Linked DNA regions of Mus musculus: region 1 is linked to region 2. Evidence: chromatin loops called from intact Hi-C (ENCODE). Cell type or tissue: left cerebral cortex. All regions are shown on one strand. Links, peaks and the distances in the headings refer to the core of each region. The heading gives the core; the rest is flanking DNA.

What was found. Peaks named below come from ENCODE experiments on the same cell type or tissue, not always from the same donor. Only the 100,000 strongest peaks of a DNase experiment are listed, where the experiment ranks them.
Region 1: a loop joins it to region 2, with 8 times the contacts of the local background. A loop is called at or near these places in 3 of 42 quality-filtered maps.

Annotation. Positions count from the first base shown.
Region 1 is chr6:40,614,939-40,620,318 of GRCm38, forward strand. No RefSeq gene overlaps it. Among named protein-coding and RNA genes, the nearest start is that of Tas2r138, 4.3 kb to the left of the region's middle. In left cerebral cortex, for the core only: a CTCF peak has its summit at 3,231 (motif pointing right); a DNase peak (open chromatin) is centred at 3,232.
Region 2 is chr6:40,479,599-40,484,978 of GRCm38, forward strand. It overlaps a transcript of Ssbp1 not described here. Among named protein-coding and RNA genes, the nearest start is that of Tas2r137, 8.9 kb to the right of the region's middle. In left cerebral cortex, for the core only: a CTCF peak has its summit at 310 (motif pointing right); DNase peaks (open chromatin) are centred at 339 and 2,920.

The DNA of each region.
Region 1 (5,380 bases), core at 262-5,261, 140 kb after region 2:
GAACCCCTAGAGCTCCCAGGGACTAAACCACCAACCAAAGAGTACACATGGAGGGACCCATGGCTCCAGATGCATATGTAGCTGAGGATTGCTGGATCTGGCATCAATGGGAGGGAAGGCCCTTGGTCTTGTGAAAGCCCAATGCTAAGTGGTGAAGTGGGAGTTGGTGGGTGGGTGGAGGAGCCTCCTCATGGAAACAGAAGGGAGGAAGGGGTAGGGGGTTTGTGGAGGAGAAACTTGGAAGGAGGGGTAACATTTGAAATGTAAATAAATACCTAATAAAAAAGAATTAAATCAGCTGAGCATGGTGGCACACGCCTTTAATCCCAGCACTTGGGAGGCAGAGGCAGGTGGATTTGTGAGTTCGAGGCCAGCCTAGTCTACAAAGTGAGCTCCAGGACAGCCAGGGCTATACAGAGAAACCCTGTCTTGAAAAACAAAACAAAACAAAACAAAACAAAACAACAAGAACAACAAAATAATTAAATCAATGGGGCAGAGGTGAAGAGAGGTCAGGAAAGTCACAGTAAAGCCCAGAGAAAACAAGCCAATGGAGACTATATGGAAACTGCTGTTCATATGTAAACAGAACCTTTCCTTACTGGAAAAGGTCATTTTACTTAGAGGGAATGATCAAATTTCACAGATTGTAAACATACCTGAAAGAAACAATTTGATCTTAAAACGATAGACCATTGGTAGTAAACAGACTGGGTGGTGGCATCCTGAAGGAGAAAGGGTATCCATGGTGAAAAGCAGGAAAGGCAGAGAACAGCACTTCAAGGGGAATAGAGGAAAAGAGGTTGTTTTATAAAATGAGGGAGCTGGGCTAGCCTGTAGCAGAAGTGAGGTTGGAGGGAAGAGTTCAGGGTATGCAGGGGGTCAACATGACTTCTTTGGCTTTTGTGTGAGTTAAAATATAAAATGGTTAGTGACTGGTTCTCTTCCCAACTTGTCCCCATCCACACATGGAGATAAGCTTCAGTCATTTTCCTAGGGTCAGGCAGATGTAGTATGGCTTGGGTCATACTCATGAGAAAAGTGGAATACCATCTCTCAGCAAGTGTGAATACTGGGAATGAACCTCTGCATCTCTGTTGTTATGAGGACACAATACTACCTGGGGTACCACATGATACCACTGGAAATTGGGATCCCCTCTTATTGTTAGTCTCTTTAATAAGAGAGTAAGAACAGACTCAGGAGGAAGCTTGAGGACAATTTTATTACATTTAAAAGAAAATCCCTCGAACAGGGAGCTGTGGCATTAAGGAAGCTGAAGAAGAGGAAGAGAAAACTATGCCCTTTGTTAGCACATGGTAGAAGATGGTAGTGGTGAATAGCTACAGATGACAAGAGTAGGTAAGCTCAGAGTGTCCAGGGAAGCAGGCCCAGTCCACAGCCAGTATCTAAGAAAAATGAATAAATAAAAAGAAAAGAAAACGAAAAAGAGTGAAGAGAAGAAGAAGAAGAAGAAGAAGGAGGAGGAGGAGGAGGAGGAGGAGGAGGAGGAGGAGGAGAAGGAGGAAGGAGGGGACAGGGGACAGGGGGAGGGGGAGGGGGAGGGGGAGGGAGAGGGGGAGGGGGAGGGAGAGGGAGAGGGAGAGGGAGAGGGAGAGGGAGAGGGAGAGGGAGAGGGAGAAGGAGAAGAAAAGAGGAGAAAAAAAATGGTTACAGATTTCTGAGTTAGAAAAGCAGTCAGGCTTAACACAACTACATGGTTATAGCTCCATAAGCTGCTGACACTGAATCTGGGTAGGGAAGAGAAGGCACATCATATTATTATGGAAATAATTCTTCCTCCAGCCTCTTCTGGTAACAGGACGCAAGTCGGCCTTCCCAGGAACTGCTGTCTACTAGGTAGCTGACAGGTGTAGCTACATTAGCGTATGTTTTGTGTAGTTTAGGCCAGACATAAATTTCATTCTTTTGACCAGGAAGACATAGCTTTTCACTAGTAGCCCTCAATAGAAATCCTGCTCCTAAAATGACTAGTTAATTCCCATTTCCTGTTCTAATCACAATTTCCATATATATATATCACATATTACAAAGAACTAAAATTAGGAGTTCATAATCTTCTCATCCCAGCCTCTCCCTTACAAACCCTTTCCCCCATTACCCCTCCCATTCTCCTCAGAGAAGGGGAAGCCTCCATTGGATACCACCTCACACAGAGACATTTGGTTCCAGCAGGGCTAAGCACATTCTTTCCAATTGAGGCTTAACCAGGCAGTCCAGTTAGGAGAATGGGATCCAGTGGCAGGCAACAGAGTCAAAGACAGCCCTTGCTCTCTAATTGTTAGGGGACTCACATGAAGACCAAGTTGTACATCTGGTTCATCATATGCATGTTCTTTGGTTGGTGGGTCAGTCTCTGTGAGCTCCCCCCTGGACCCAGGTTAGTTGACTCTGTAGGTCTTCTTGTGGTATCCTTGACATCCCCCTCCCCGGCTTGCTGAATTCTATCCCCCCACTCTTCTACACGACTTCCCAAGTTCTGCCTGATGTTTGCCTGTGGATCTCTGCATTTGTTTTCATCTGCTGCTGGATGAAGCCTCACAGGATACAGTTATGCTAGGCTCCGGTGTTCTAGCATAGCAGAGTATCATTAATAGTGTCAGGGGTTGACTCTCTTCCCCTGGGGTGGGTCTCAAGTTGGGGCAATTATTGGTGAGTCGGTCCCTCAACCTCAATCTCTGCTCCATATTTATGCCTGTGCATCTTGAAGGCAGGACAACTTTTGGATTGAAGGTTTTGTGGGTGGGTTGATGTTCCCCTCAGTCCACTGAAAGCCCTGCCTGGCTACAGAAGGTGACCACTTCAGCCTCCATATTCAGCCATTAGTAAGAATCTCTGCTAGGGAAAGGAAGGGGGGGAGGGGGTGCTGCCATCAGGATGTAACGTTAACAAAAAATAAATTATTGTGAAAAATAGATAATTTGAGATAAGTAAAATATCATTTTACCTTTAATGCCATTTTAAATAAAATATATTATGTATTTATTCAATCTATGTATTTGATTTACCTAACTTATACACTGTTTTATACATTTTAATTACAAGTTTGAAAGGCAAAAAACAAAACAAAGCAAAAAACCAAACTGAAACAAACAAAACAAAACAAAACAAAAAAGTAGTTCATAATCCTTCCACTTGCCAAGATATTCCCCATTGCAGGGAGCCAGGCTCAAAGTCCCTCTAACATTGTTGAGTCCCACTAGGTGGCGCCAAACCACTGTGACTTCTAGAATTCCCAGTTTTCTGGTCCTGAGCGCTTGCCCCAGGCATTTATTTTTAGTACAGTCATAATATGCTCCCATATTTTAACTAACTGAAACTTTAGACTCCACTTAATGTATTATGGTACATTCAATTTTCTCTAATTTCAAATTTCCTTGCAAATTCTACTTATAATTTGCTAATGAGACAGCAGAGGCTTCAGAAAGATCAAATGATCAAAAATCTTGGCCAAAGTCACCAAACACAAATGTGAGAAGCTAAGATTCAGTATTGGTATTCCTTTTCAAAGTGAGAAGGATGCCCTGCCTTGATAGGTGAGGAAGTCTGGCAGAATTCTTTGCTCTCAGTCCACTTTATATATATATATATATATAGAGAGAGAGAGAGAGAGAGAGAGGGGCTTGGGTGCAGACTATCTGTTGAGATGGCAAACAAGCTATTGGGAAACAACCTCAGGGAGGTAGAGGAAGGAGAGAGATAGTCCAACTCAATGCCAACTCAATGCTCAGGAGAGTTGGAAAAGCTGAATCTGGGTAGGTTCATTTCTCTTCAAGAGACCATTATTATGGCTAAGGAAAAAAAAAAAAAAAAAACAGGAGAATCTCACCAGACTTACTGAAGCAACATGTTTGTCTTCATACAAGGTCAGCATAGATATTAGTAAAATAAGACACTGAAAGGAAAAATCTGCAGATTTCCTTCAGACAGATCTGGGATGAGGTCTTTTTTTATCGCCTCTTCTGGATGACCTTCTTAGCTGTCACCCTTCTGTTTACACAATGGATGTAGTGCTGCCGTGCTGCCGTAGCTGAATTCAGACTTCTGTTAGGAACTAACAAATAGGTTAGGAACTAACCTGTTGTGTAGCCATTTAGAAGGCGCCCAGCCCATGCTCTTTGGTTGGTGGCTTAGTCTCTGTGAGCTCTAAGGTGTCTGGGTTAGGTGATACTGTTGGTCTTCCTATGGGGTTGCCATTTCTTTCAGCTCCTTCAACCCTTCCCCTAACTCTTCCATAGGGGTCCCCAACATCAGTCCAATGGTTGGCTGGAAGTATCTGCATCTGTCACAGTTAGGTACTGGTAGAGTCTCTAAGAGGACAGCCATGCTAGGCTCCTATTTGCAAACACAAGATGCCATCAGCAATAGTGTCAGGGTTTGGTGCCTGTTCATGGGATGGATCCCAAGTTGGGCCAGTCACTGGATGTCCTTTCCTTCAGTCTCTGCCCCATCTTTCTCCCTGAGTTTCCTTTAGACAGGAACAAATTTGGGTCAAAAATTTTGAAGATGGGTGGGTGGCCATATCTCTCCACTGGTACCCCTGTCTATCCACTGGAGGTGGCCTCTTCAGATTCCATCTTCCCCGTGTTGGGCATTTAGGCTAAGATCATCCCCATTGACATCCCCACTGAGTCCTGGGAGCCTCTCACATCCCAGGTCTCTGGGACTTTCTAGAGGTTCTCCCCACCTCCAACTCCCCACAGCTGCATATTTCCATTCATGTTCCTGGTTCTCTGGGCTTCTCTCCTGTCTCCCCCCATACCTGATCCTGCCCCCCTTTTCTCTCCTCCTCCCCTCTCCCATCTGGTCCCTTTCCACTTCCTCCAGTGATTATTTTGTTCCTCCTTCTATGTGGGATTGAAGCATCCTCACTTGGACCTTACTGCTTGTTAAACTTTATACGGTCTGTAAGTTTCACCTGTACTTTTTAGCTAATATCCACTTATCACTTAGTTCCAATTTTCTGAGGAAGCTCCAGACTGATTTCCAGAGTGGTTGTACCAGTTTGCAATCCCACCAGTAATGGAGGAGTGTTCTTGTTCTCCACATCCTTGTCAGCATGTGCTGTCACTTGAGTTTTTAACTTAGCCATTATTACATACCATGCATGTCCTTTTGAGACTGGGTTACCTTGCTCAGGATGATATTTTCTAGCTCCATTCATTTTCCTCCAGAATTCATGATGTCCTCATTTTTAATGGCTGAATAATATTCCATTGTGTAAATGAACCACATTTTCTGTAGCCATTCTTCTGTTGAGGGACATCTAGGTTGTTTCCAGCTTCTGGCTATTACAAACAAGGCTTCTATGAACATAGTGGAGTGTGCTCCTTGTGGTATGGTGGAACATCTTTTGGCT
Region 2 (5,380 bases), core at 221-5,220:
AGCATTCAGTGATGTTTGAAGAAACCTATTTGATTTTTTCTGTTTACCTGTAACTTATTGTATATTAATATAATCTAAAGAGTAAGTCCTCTTTCTCACATTGCAAACACAGCAAATATAGAGTGGTTTAGAAATATATTTAGCATCCTAAATTATTTTCTGTTGTTATTATTTTGTTTTCATTCTTTTTTTTTTTTTTTTTAATATTGACTCCTTCCATTTTTCTCTTTTTTTGTATAGTACTTTTTCACTTAGGGGGCCATATTTGACTTTTAAAGCAAAAATACACCAGTAGATGGCACTCTTGGCTTCCATTCTAGTCCTGTACAGTCATGAAGTAATTGTACTATTAACTATCTTTTAGATAATTTTGTAGTTAAGTAACTTTTGTTGTATTCATGAGAGGTCCGCAAGAGGCAATCAATCAATCCAATAGAACATGCTGCAACTGCTTGCCACCAGTTTAGACTTCATTACACTTTGGGATCATTACTCCTAAAACATATAAAATGTTTGGAGTTATCCAAGAAATGCTACTTAACCTCTATCTTTGGTTGTTTTTAGCGAATTTTCTTGGAAATAATCAGAGCAATGTCTACTTTGTTTTTGCATTAAAAACGCTTGCTTTGTAATACTTAAAACTTTTCCCTAAAATAAGTATGAAATTCTGTTTTTTTTCCTTCCTTTTTTTTTTTTTTTTTTTTTTTTTTTGAGGCAGGGTTTCTCTGCTTAGTCCTGGCTGTCTTAGAACTCGCTCTGTAGATCAGGCTGGCCTTAAACTTAGAGATCCATCTGCCTCTCTTGCCTCCTGTATTCTGGGATTCAGAGTATGCAATACAACCACCCAGCCAGAATATGAAATTCAGTCTTTAAGATGAATCTATTTCCTTTAAAAGCAAATAATGTTACAGTTGCTAAGTTGTAAGGTGGCTCCTGGCTTTGCTACATGGTTGCAGCATGTAGATGTGGAATGTGTTCATCCTCTTGTGTGTGGGTGGGCTTACTAGTGTTTACACGATGTTGCTGGGGAGAGCTTAATGGTCTCATCCTGTATTGAAGTCTGAATTGTTGGGCAAGCAGTTGCAGCCTGTTCTATTGGATTGATTGCCTCTTGTGTACCTCTTATGAACACAACAAAAGTTACTTATTTTGAAATTTTTAATACCACTAAAGGACTTCTGTGTTGACGGGAATTATCAATGAAATGAAGACCGCATTCTGAAAGTGACTCTTAACACTTTGGTTTCTTTCCAGATAACATTATATTTCTGAGTGACCAGACAAAAGAAAAGGCATAGAACGGATGATTCGTCTTTGATCATTGTTTGGTACAGTCTCCTTTGCAAATCATGTATAGTCTATAGTTTAAAGATAAAAATTAAATTTTTTATATGAAATGAGTGGTTATATTTTTCTTGATTGACATATCTTAAGTGTGTGTGTGTGTGTGTGTGTATTAAGCCTGTCATTTTGGCACTTATCAATTGCTTGCTTTTTTTTAGGAGTGGTTTCTCTGTAGAAAGGTACAAAGTAATACATTCTCAGGCTCCCTATGTGTGCCAGGGCCAAGGCATACATCTGGAAAGCCCTTTCTGCTTCACACTTGCCCTGTGGTGTTTCACCACTGGTTACCTTAGAGCCTTATGTCAAGAGTCTGTCTGTCATCGTTGTAAACACTGATGTTTTTGCATATCTCTGTACACCTGTAGGTAAGTAGTGACTCTGTTTGGTGTTCCTGTATGTACCTTTAGTTGTGTTGGCATGGAAGAGCCACCAGTAAGTGCTGACAGGGAAATGATCCTGAATTGAAGGAGACTGCTGAACACTGGTTAGCATTCTAAACTGTTGTAGAATTAACCCACCTTCATATCTTGTTTCTTGTTAGTTTTCCTGTAATTTTTATGAGATTTTATCAGCACTAAGGACCTGAATGAAGTATAACTACAGATGACATAGTTCTTGTCCTGGTGTCAAGGCCTTCTTTCCACACCACTCTGTGTTATTTTTTTCAGAGTTTATTCTATATGCTTAAGGGTGGAAATGAAGATCTTTCTCTGGTGCTCGGGATTAAACCTATGGTCATGTTAGGCAGGCCGTCTCCCGTTGAGCTGTACCTACTTCAAAGATCTTTTACCTTCGACTTTGCCTCCCTAGAGAGTCTGGATATATTTAGTTAATTTTGTTGTAAATTTACTAGTAATTTACCAATAAAGAGTATATAAACTCAGTTTTTTATATCTTTTTTTCTTTTAAATTTTGTATAAGCCATCCATAGTCAGCCTGCAGCTTTCCAGAAGTTTGTTGCTGTGTTTAGTGTTTGAAATTCCTCATTCTGTCTGTTCCGTGCTGCCCCTCCGGCCCCTGCTCCCCAGCTCAGCCTATGTGTTTGATCTTTGCCTTGAGAGTTTAGATTATGTTGGACTCTAAGAAGTTCCGGATCCCTGCTCAGTGTTATGGACTCTTGCTTTCTAAAGTGATTCCTGTATACCTGAACGGCCTTTCTGTCCTGACAGTAACGTTTGTTCCTTAGCTTTACCCCATCCTTACCCAGAGACAGAGGAGTTGCTGTCCTCCCTATCTGCCTACTTTTTCTGCCACTGGGATCATTGGTCAACATACTAGATCTTCCTGTGATTACACCTAGATCTGATAGGACACTGTTCTGTTTGAGCAACTCTCATGTCATTTTCTCAGCTTTCATAATTTTAAACATTGTGAGGGGCTATGTGTATAACTGAGTGAAATTTAAACAAGGTGGAGGTGGAAAAATCTCATCCTGTACAGGAACCAACTGGAAGCCAAAGCCACTCCTGAGTGTAGGCTGCAGAAGTAGAGCAGTGCGTCTGCAGGATTGTCTCCAGGAGCTAAAGACTGCCTGCCCTCCGTGACTCAGAAAGGCTGAGAGGCGGAGGCAGCAGCACTTCACTCAGGCTGACTCTTCTGCCTTCCTTGTGATGTCAGCCGATTCCAAGCCAGTCAGATCTGCTGGAGCCTAATCACATGCAGCCCCATCTGCTGAGAAACCTCACTGCTCCCAGCTTCACCCGGCACTGAGTAGACCTGTAGAAGCTAACAGCACTAAGACACTCTAGGGACTTGTAATTCAAGTTTGGGGTCTTGAAACTTCTGTTTTTGATGTGATTATATTGGGGCTTAAAAATGCCCTGCAAGTTCGTTGAGATTTTATTCTATATTAAATGGAAAGATGACTACATAGAAAAGTAGGAGAAAACATGTCAAACAGTATGTGTCATAGTATCCAATTTTTTAAAAATTATGTTTCAAAAGTAAGGAGGATATATATGCTTTAAAAGGCTGAAAGAGAAATGGCAAATGCTTTGATTTTCTATAGGGGTATTGTGTGTAGATTGTTTATACTTCTCGTGCATGCTTTTAAGAACAGAAAGTGTATTTTAAGATGGGGGGGGGCTCTTTTCTAAGTCACAGAGCATTGCTCCTGCTCATCCTGCAGCCAGTGCTACTTCATACACTGGAGTGATGAAGAAAGCTTTCCTTCTGTACATACCCCTGGCCATATGCACTTTAGCATCTTATACTTGTGTACTGTGTCTTCACTCACCCGTTAATAGTGTGTGCATGGCTCTGAAGGCTGCATTTCAAAGATGGGCCAGTGTGAAAACCACTGATCACTTCCACTACAATTCTCAGACTGGATGATTAACTCATACAACCTCAAACACCAAACACATTGTTTCTGAGGCTGTTCAGGGAGATTGGTTATTGCTCATCAAGTTATATAAGCTAAGCTTAATAGCTGGGTAAGAAAATTATTGAGAAAATTTCCCTTGTTCACAAAAGAGACCACTTAATTCTTAAAATCAGTTTCTCATCTACTCAGATTACCCCAATGCCCCTCGTTAGCTCAGCCTAGCACAGTGACATTGTACTGTCCTGCTCATTCATTGGCATGGAAATATTGACATGGAAATGAGAGTCGGATCATCTTTCTTACTTTCTTTCAGGCTTTGCATTATGTGCTGTGAAGACTAGTGGGAGTAGCAGCAAGACAAATATAGCAAAGGAGCAGTGCTCTCTCGGGTTAGTAAGTTAAAGGGAAACAACTGAGACAGTGGCCATCAGTGTAGTAATGACTGAGCCTCCTTCGTCCATTGGATGAGTCAAGTATTGTGCTAAACACATCATATTATTGTCTCATGTAACTTTTCCAAGAAGAAAGTGACAGTATCATTTTACAGATGAAATTCAGAAACAAAAAGGTTAAAACAATGTCCAAGCCATACAGTGGGACTTTGAATGCAGGTATGTGAACTTTTAGCTTTCTTCCATTGACACTTATATTCCACTGGCCAGATGTAGCTCCAGCCACCCAGTGTTAAACTGGAATGCCCCATATAGGGTGCTTCTTAATATACTAGAAATAAATGATAGGTTTCAGTTAGGGAGAGGCTCACAAGTGAAGGAAATACTCTACCTCCTGGTCTCTGTTGGTGATCCTGTAGGAAAACAAGTCATAGTTCCTCTACTGGCTTCTGACAATCAAAGTAACTTCACTGTGTCTCCTGGTTCCACTGTTGACCAACCAAGCACTGAAATTGTCAGGACTGCTCAGGAAGTTTTCAAGCTCACTACTTGACACCAGTAGAACTGAAGTTTGTTCTCATATCTCAGTTTTCCTCTTTGTTTCCTCATAGCTTTACCTAGTATAATAGTGGGTAACTTCCATGGTTATTGAAGCATCATTTTTAGCTTATTAAAAGAACTTCAGTTATTTGCTTGCTGCTGTGTTTTAGACCACAGGGATTTATTTTGCTATAAGAGTGTATAACAACTATATCACCCTTCAGGCTATATCTACTTTCTCTACTTAGTGTCTTGTTTTAAAAGAAAAAGCAAAAGGGTAATAATCTCTAGTAGTAAAGTCAAAGGTAAGGCTATGCAGTCAAGCAACTCAGGTCTCCTTACCAGCTGAATATAAGCCACTTCATTTTCTCTGCTCTCGGTTGTTTTGTTTTTCTTGGGTGAAACAAGGATAGTTGTACCTACCTCATAGACCTGCTTTGAAAAACACAATAAATATAATATTTGTGACATAAAATTGTAAATAAAAACTCTGCTACTTTATAGGTATTTTAAATAAGGCATGTTCTTCAACTACTTAGGAAGTCTCATGTGCGACTTGTGAGTATGTTAACTTAGGGTAGTTTATTATTTGGCTTTATTGTTACTAACTTCAAGGAATAACTGACCACTTCACATTGGTGGTATAATATGGTTGTTTTAAATCTTTTGTGTCTACCTATAATGGGTATTTTAAACTTCAGGTAGTTGGGCACCTGCTGTATACAATGCAGCAATACATGCCTACATATAGGTCTTTTAACAGGCCCCCTATGTTAAA